Regions from separate parts of the Homo sapiens genome. Here region 2 is linked to region 1. Evidence: read pairs that join two places in POLR2A ChIA-PET (ENCODE). Cell type or tissue: Panc1. All regions are shown on one strand. Region 1 overlaps SLC24A1 (solute carrier family 24 member 1). Region 2 holds the start of PARP16 (poly(ADP-ribose) polymerase family member 16).

What was found. ChIA-PET counts read pairs that join two places held together with the same protein. Peaks named below come from ENCODE experiments on the same cell type or tissue, not always from the same donor. Only the 100,000 strongest peaks of a DNase experiment are listed, where the experiment ranks them.
Region 2: POLR2A ChIA-PET joins it to region 1 with 23 read pairs; 2 of 35 experiments call an interaction of 5 or more read pairs at or near these places.

What each region holds. Positions count from the first base shown.
Region 1 is chr15:65,627,233-65,631,232 of GRCh38, forward strand. The region is part of intron 2 of SLC24A1 (solute carrier family 24 member 1); the gene reads left to right. Among named protein-coding and RNA genes, the nearest start is that of SLC24A1, 7.3 kb to the left of the region's middle. In Panc1, no CTCF peak of the experiment used is centred here; no DNase peak of the experiment used is centred here.
Region 2 is chr15:65,282,891-65,286,890 of GRCh38, forward strand. It overlaps PARP16 (poly(ADP-ribose) polymerase family member 16), which reads right to left and starts at 3,993. Exons shown (of 6, transcript NM_001316943.2): 1 at 3,363-3,993. The coding sequence starts at 3,536. SNORA24B (small nucleolar RNA, H/ACA box 24B) reads right to left here and starts at 2,701; the gene lies at 2,571-2,701. RefSeq lists a silencer at 3,678-4,000. In Panc1, no CTCF peak of the experiment used is centred here; no DNase peak of the experiment used is centred here; H3K4me3 peaks cover 1,271 bases; H3K27ac peaks cover 1,111 bases.

The DNA of each region.
Region 1 (4,000 bases):
TAGACAGGTCCTTTGCCCTCTCTAGGAGAAATGACAGAGTCCAACTAATCACTGAAAGGTCCTGTCTAACTCTAACATTCTATGATAATGTCTGTGTCCAAGTGAGTTCAGTTCTGTCAGGACCCAATGCAATGGTTATTTGTCTGATCTGGTCAACTGAGCTTCTATTGTGTCATTTGCAGATGATCCAAAAAAGGAAATATCCTGCCCAGGGTCATATAGCCAGCAGGTATCAGAACTGGAACAGGAACCCAGTCTCCTAACTCCCCATTCAGTGCTATTTCCCACCAGACTGTCCTCCATGAAGCCAAAGGCTTCAAAAAGAAAGAGAGGCTTAGAGCATTACAGAATTTAATACAAGGAAACAGGAACCTCCCTCCTAATGCAGGTCTTAGGGCAGGCCTTGCTAAGTTCTCAGGGGTGGCCATGAAGTCCTGGTATTCTCCTCTGAAGAAAATGCCTAATGCTTTGGTGTACAACAGGCCAGCAGTTTCCAAAGTGCCTCTGACTTGCTTCCTAGTCCCTCATAGTAATTCTGCTTTTATTTAGACTCTACAAACTCTGACCATCAAAGCAAAGCTTGCAGGACAAATGAAGCATAATCATCATTTCAAAAGAGAATACATAACCTACTGAAGGGACTCTTCAAGGGCTTTAGTAGCAACTCCTTGCCAACTAGTAAGCACAGTGATGATTACATCTCTGTTCTTATTTGTTGAAATAGATCCAGTATGAATTTTTTTAAAGAGACAGGGTCTTGTTCTGTTGCCCAGGCTGGAGTGCACTGGTGCACTCATAGCTCACTGCAGCCTAGAACTCCTGGGCTCAAGCAATCCCCACCTCAGCCTCCCTAGTAGCTGGGACTGTAGGCATGTGCTACCATGCCCAGCTAATTTTTAATATTTTGTAGAGATGGGGACCTCACCATGTTGCCCAGGCTGGTCTCAAACTCCTGGTCTTAAGTGATCCTCCCGCCTCAGCTTCCCAAACTGCTGAAGTTACAGTCATGAACCACCACACCTGGCCCCTTTAGCATTTTTTAAATGTCATCACCCCTTCAAGGATGCTTATTTCCCTTTAACCAGATCATAAGTCTGGTCACATCAGGCTTATCACTGCCACTAAATGGGGAAATAATTTTTGTGCCTCCTAAAGGGCCAAGCCCAGTGTCTTGTTCTTAGAAGAAGTTCCATAAGTATTTAGTTCAGTTTCCTCAGGTAATCCTAAAAGTTCCAGAACTCTAGTTTAGTGAGACAAAGGAGTCAGGGGTTGAGAATCCATGCTTACGGAGAGCCTATTCCATACATACATTGTCTTAACATTTCTCATAAAACCATACAAGGAATGGATTACCTTCATCTTGCAGGTGAGGAAACTGAAGCTCAGAGAGGATAATTACTCAGCCAAAGTTACACAGCTACTTGGTGATCCTTACCATTGATCATGAATCACGATATCTGGGTTTTAAGCCAGGTTCCATTGCTGACTATTCCTGTTTCCCTGGGCAAGTCAATGCAATACAACAAACCATTATTATTAAGTTAAATGAAAGCCACTGTGGGAAATAAAAAGATTGTATCCAGTAGAAGGGACAAGCCTAGAGAAAATTAACTGCAATGAAGTGAACCCTGTGCAAAGTGCTACAAAGCCACTTTGCTTTTCAAACAGGACTTAGGTTGCTCGTCTGTAAAGTGAATGGATGAGCTATGTAGAAGTTGGCAAACTTTTTCGGTAAAGGGCCAGACAGTAAATATTTTAGGATTTGCAAACCATATAGTCTCTGTCAAAGCTACTGAACTCTGTCCTTGTAGTGTGAAAGCAGCTACAGATAATAAATAAACTAATTGGAATGGCCACGTGGTATTTTAGTAAGAGCAACATACTTGCAGGTATTCTTCTTCCTGAGCAACTTGGAAACATACAATCAGCGGAGAACAATCCATTTTATTACTGGATATTCACCCACCTGATAGCTGTTGAGTTTCTGAGCTGGAGCATCTTTCACTTTACCGTTTATTCTGCCCTGAGTATCTAGAATCAGGATAATGGTGTTTTAGGAGTGATTCTAATCAGAATTTACTTAAGAATATTTCCAGAAAAAAATAAAGGACTTAGTATTTGACATAGACATATAGTAAGTATTTTAGAGTCTCACTTTTGATACTGGCTGAAAAAAATTCAAAGCTAAAAATATTTTGGACAACATCGTCAGATTGACATATATTGGTTTGAGGATGCCTTTTATGACCCCAGTAAGGAAATGGTAAATGTTTGCATAGTTATCAACACAGTCTAACTCTGAACACAGGCTGTCTCTCTGAAACTTAGTTTTCAAGTATACTTGGTTTTGAAGCTCTCAGTGTATTTGTTCTGGCCAAAAATGATAAATCTCTGACCTGCCTTGACCATGCATAGTCACAGAAAGCCAACAGACAGCAAAGCAGAGGCGCTAGGCTGGCTGAAAAGCATTATTGGTATTTGAAGGACAGCAGGGGCCCTTCTTTATACTTGACTAGATTAGCCAGGAAGCACCAGCCATCTACATGAGGTGTATGATTAGCAAGACAGTCCTGTGGAAAGCCAATGGCAAAAAGGGATGCAAAGCAGAGAAAAGAGCCTAGTTGGGGCTCCTTTGGAAGCTCCGTACCCACACTCTTCCCTCGAGAATACTCCTGGGGAAAAGTCTGCTATTCTCTCCTAAATGCACTGGGGGCTATTTTCATCCTGGAAGGACTTTTTTATTTATTTTTGAGATGAGGTATTGCCCTGTCACCCAGGCTGGAGTGCAGTGGCTCAAGCACGACTCACTACAGCCTTGACCTCCCAGACTCAGGCAGTCTCCCTCCTCAGCCTCCTGAGTAGTTGGGACTACATGTGCATGCCACCACACCCAGCTAATTTAAAAAACTTTTTGTAGAGAAGGTGGGGAGGGGGAGGATATGGAGGTGTGTCTCACTATGTTACTCAGGCTGGTCTCAAACTCCTGGCTTCAAGCAATCCTCTCACCTTGACCTCCCAAAGTGCTGGGATTACAGGTGTGAGCCACCACCACGCCTGGTCCCTGGCAGGATTTTAAAAATTAAACCAATCAACAAGACCTCAAGCAGACAAACCTGCTGCCTGTTTAGGGGCTGGTCCTCCCTTTTCTTATCAGGGTTGGCATTTATCCTAAGGGCTTCTATCAGTGACCTATAGAGCCAGCTACCTGCTTTGGAGGCAAGGGGCTGTGTGCAGGAAGCAGCCGCCGAGAACCCCCCCTGCCTCTGTGGGTCCTGCCTACACTAGACTCCAGGGAACTCACTGTGCTGCCAAAGGGCCCACTGTAGCCTGGGCTGAGGGGTTCCCTTCTTCGACTCTTTGAATAATAATCAGTTTCCCTCTAATTGTCAGGAAAAGATGGTAAGAGTTGAATGCTCAATTTTAGGGTTTCTCTTCATAAAATTTTCTTAATCTTTTGGCCAGGTGCGGTGGCTCACGCCTGTAATCCCAGCACTTTGGGAGGCCGAGGTGGGTGGATCACTTGAGGTCAGGAGTTCAAGATCAGCCTGGCCAACATGGTGAATCCTCATCTCTACTAAAAATACAAAAATTTGCCAGGCGTGGTGGCACGCATCTGTAATTGCAGTTTCTCGGGAGGCTGAGGCAGGAGAATTGCTGGAACCCAGCAGGCGGAGGTTGCAGTGAGCTGACATCATGCCACTGCACTCCGGCCTGGGCAACAGAGCAAGACTCTGTCTCAAAACAAAACTAAAACCTAACCACAATATTAAAAAAAAAAAGCTTTCAATGTTCACCTGCTAGTGGGTGCCAGCAGATGACAAAATGAATGCATGAGAAATAAACAAATATTAACAGAAAAACTCAAACATCTGATCACATCTAGTTTAACAGTTTGTTGTTTTCATGGATATGTGTAAGCTTGTAGTTGAGATTTTACATGCATTCATACAACCCAGTAATATTTTCTCCTAGTGCATATGATGGGATTCAATATGAAATT
Region 2 (4,000 bases), 340 kb before region 1:
GTGAGATCTATCAGGGGCACTTTTACTTTACTGGTATCATTTGAATTTTTTATAATGAGAATATATTCAAACATTACCTGCATAATTAAAAATAAATTTTAAAAAGCATGATCAAAACAACTCCACAAGCCCCTTTGCATGTATCCCATATTCACCAAACAAACCTGATTGCATTCGCCAAGACCTTCCAGCAGAAAGAAAATAAGTTCCAGATTCTAGTCCACTTAGAGATATGTTTCTTGGTAAAAATTAAAGCTGCACTGTGGCCAAGTGCAGTGGCTCAAGCCTGTAATCCCAGCACTTTGGAAGGCTGAGGTGGGAGAATTGCTTGCGCCCAGGAGTTCAAGACCAGTCTGGACAACGTTGTGAGACCCCATCTCAATTTTTTTTTTTAAAAAAAGCTGCATTGTGAGTTTGATCCCTCTGACCCCAAACACTCCTCCCAAACAGGTCCCTCTCTCACCCTGCCACCACAGGTGTCTTTCTGGATCTCACCTCTATACCCTCCCCTGCCCAAGGATAAAAATCTCCACAACTTAGCAGGGCATGTGTAGCCTTGCATGCTCCATAGGCTGGCCTCATCTCTTCCTGTTCCCCACAACAGTCACACTAAATCACAGTCTTGTCCTTCTCTGTAAGCTCACACCTCCTGGCTGACCATCCTGCTACTCCTCCTGGAATACTCTTTCCCTCTTCTCTGCTCTTGAAGTTCTGCCTTGGGACTTGGCAAGGCATCAGCCTCCACCCCTAGATGGTGTTCCCTGAGCCTGGCCCAAAGCTGAGAGCTAGGGGGTGTCCTTGCTCTGGGCTTCCATGTTGTACGGCGCTTACCTAGTATGAGAGGTTAACACTGTTAACCTCTCCACGGGTTAATCCTGTATCCTTAGCACCTGTCCCATAGCAAACACTCCATAAGTATCTGTTGCCAAAACTGAATGAAGTTTCGTACCCAAGGTCCTGATACACCACACTCAGAAAATTGAGTATCTGAACCTGCAAGAACAAATCTCGAGGGAAGTCAGTCAATTTGCCTCTTTCTCCAACCTCCCACTTCCGGTACCCTGAAACGCCTGTGCACTGTGGTCACCACTTGAGATGCCCTCGACACATCATTAGGTGGGCTACCAGGACCAGGTTGGGCCAAGAGGCTCAGCCTTTGTCCCTCAACCTCCTAGGAATGATAGCAAAGGAGGAACCAAACACTGATGATTTCATCAGAGATAACGCTAAACACGTGTTGATTCTAAATACCTCCTTTAATCTATCAATGTGGTTCGTGCCATTAACTGATTGCCTAATATTGAACTAATTTTGCATTCCTGGGATGAACCCAACCTGGTCATAAGGAATTACCCTTTTTTATACATTGCTAGCTTTAAGATCCTAATACCTTGAAGATAATTTTTGCATTCATACTCATGACATTGGCCTATAATTTTCTTTCCTCTTTTTTTTTTTTTTTTTTTTTTTTTGAGACAGTCTTGCTCTGTTGCCCAGGCTGGAGTGCAGTGGGGCGATCTCGGCTCACTGCTACCTCTGCCTCCCAGGTCCCAGTTCAAGCAATTCTCCTGCCTCAGCCTCCTGAGTAGCTGGGATTACCAGCATGCACCACCATAATGGTGAGACAGGGTTTTACCATATTGTCCAGGCTGGTCTTGAACTCCTGACCTCGTGATCCACCCGCCTCAGCCTCCCAAAGTGCTGGGATTACAGGTGTGAGCCACCGCACTCGGCCTATAATTTTCTTTTTTTGTATCACCCTTATCAGATTTAGGGTCAAGGTTATGCTAGCCTCTTTTTTAATACTCTGTGTAAAACTGGGAATTACTTATTCCCTCAGTGATTGCTACAACTCACCAATGACACCAGCTACGTCCAGAGTTTTCTTTGAGGGAAAATCCTTGACTACTAATCCAACGTCTTTTTTTTTTTTTTTTTTTTTTTTGAGAGAGAGACTTGCTGTGTTGCCCAGGCTGGAGGGCAGTGGTGTGATTACAGCTCATTGCAGCCTCGACCTCTTGGACTCAAGCCATCCTCCCGCCTCAGCCTCCCAAGTAGCTGGGACTACAGGCGTGCATCACCACACTCAGCTAATTTAAAGAAATCTTTTTTGCCTAGGCTGGTCTCAAACGATCCTCTTGCCTTGCCTTCCCAAAGTCCTTGGGATTACAGGCATGAGCCACTCAGCCTTTTTCTTCTTTTTCTACAATAGTCTAGAAAAGTTCGCCCAATAACCTGGCACCCTCCAGGTTTTTTTTTTTTTTTTAATGGAGTTTCATTCTTGTTGCCCAGGCTGGACTGCAATGGCGCAATCTCGGCTCACCACAACGTCCGCCTCCCGGGTTCAAGCGATTCTCCTGTCTCAGCTTCCAGAGTAGCTGGGATTACAGGCATGCGCCACCACGCCCGGCTAACTTTTTGTATTTTTAATAGAGACGGGATTTCTCCATGTTGGTCAGGTTGGTCTTGAACTCCCAACCTCAGGTAATCTGCCCGCCTTGGCCTCCCAAAGTGCTGGGATTACAAGCATGAGCCACCGAGCCTGGCCCCTCCAAGTTTTTAACAGTGAAGAATGTTACTTGTGCAAGTCAGAATCTGATACCAATTAAATGGTGACAGCTTTGCTGGTAAACAAGAATATGCTCTTCCATGGCAAGGAAGGGAGACTGCCACACTTGACAGGTCCCAAAGATACATGGAGTTCAGTGTCTTTAATGAATATCAGCTATTGGCGATTTCAATTTTCTGCTTTTTATTGAATCGATTTTGGTAAGTTATATTTTTCTAGGCAATTCCAAACATTTGGATTATAAGGATAACTGATATCTTGAATGCTGACCCAGAGGTGAACTCTGCAAAAAAAGTGCCTGGTGAATCAGAGAAATAACAGCTTACATATGTACTGGATGTTACAGTTTATAAAAGTACTGCCCATAGATCACCTCATCTGAAGACCAATGTCTGGGCGGCTTTGGTGACTTTTTGGTGTCTAATTATTTGCAAAAGGATGGATAACTTTCTAGCTAAGCAAAACAGCTGATTCACATCAACCCTATTCCTGGCCAGGCTAGAAAATCTGTGGAGGACTATGCAACTATTCCTCACTTCAGTCCTCGGAGTCATTTGTCATTGACAGGAGAGAAGCAGCCACCAAGTGCCTTGGGAGTGAGCGTTGACATGAGGGTGTTAGCAGTGTTCTTAGCTCATGGAAACCTTCCCCAAGGCAAGGCAAGACCAAGCTGGGAATGGAAAGTCTGGCGGCTGTCATGTTTACTAATGCGGATGGAACTGCCTCTACCTGTGGTTCCACAGGGCACTTGGTCCAGGACGCAGTGGGCAGCGCCAGGACAAAGCACACTCACCAGGGCTTCAAAGTCCTTACAGTCGCCGCGGGCGTAGGACGCGGGGAAGGGCCGCAGCACCGAGTCGCGCTTGTAGCTCTGCAGGGCCGAGGCGAAGAGGCTGCACCGGAGGTCGGCGGCCAGCATGTCGCGGCCCGCCGCCTCCCTGGCGGCCGCCCAGCCTGAGGGCTGCATCCCAGGTCACTGCGCGTTGCCGGGGTAGACGCGCTGGTTAGGGGCAAGGGCGAGCGTGCGTTCAGCGCGGGGGCTGGGCCCGCGGACAATGGGCCGTCAGGGGCCGGGTTCCCAAGCCTGGGGTGGAGCTAGGCAGGGGGCTGAGATGACAGGGGTGAGAACGTGCCGACAAGTGTCCTCTGCCGGGGTCTGGGCCGCGGCTCGCCGCCGAAGAGAGAGACCGAGGCCTGGACCGCGGGTCGGCGGGGAGGTTGGGCCCAGGGATAAAGGAACTGGGGCTGGTGGGGGGGAGGGGTTCCCGGCCTAGGGGAAGGGCTATGACAATGGAATGACAACCGCGGGAACGTGCTGACACGTGTCCTCCGCGGAGGCCTGGGGCGGGAAGCAGCCCCCGGGGGACGGCGGGCAGAGCCCACTCTCCGCGACGGGCGAGGCTGCTGCGCCGCGCGCGCCTTCCTGCCCCG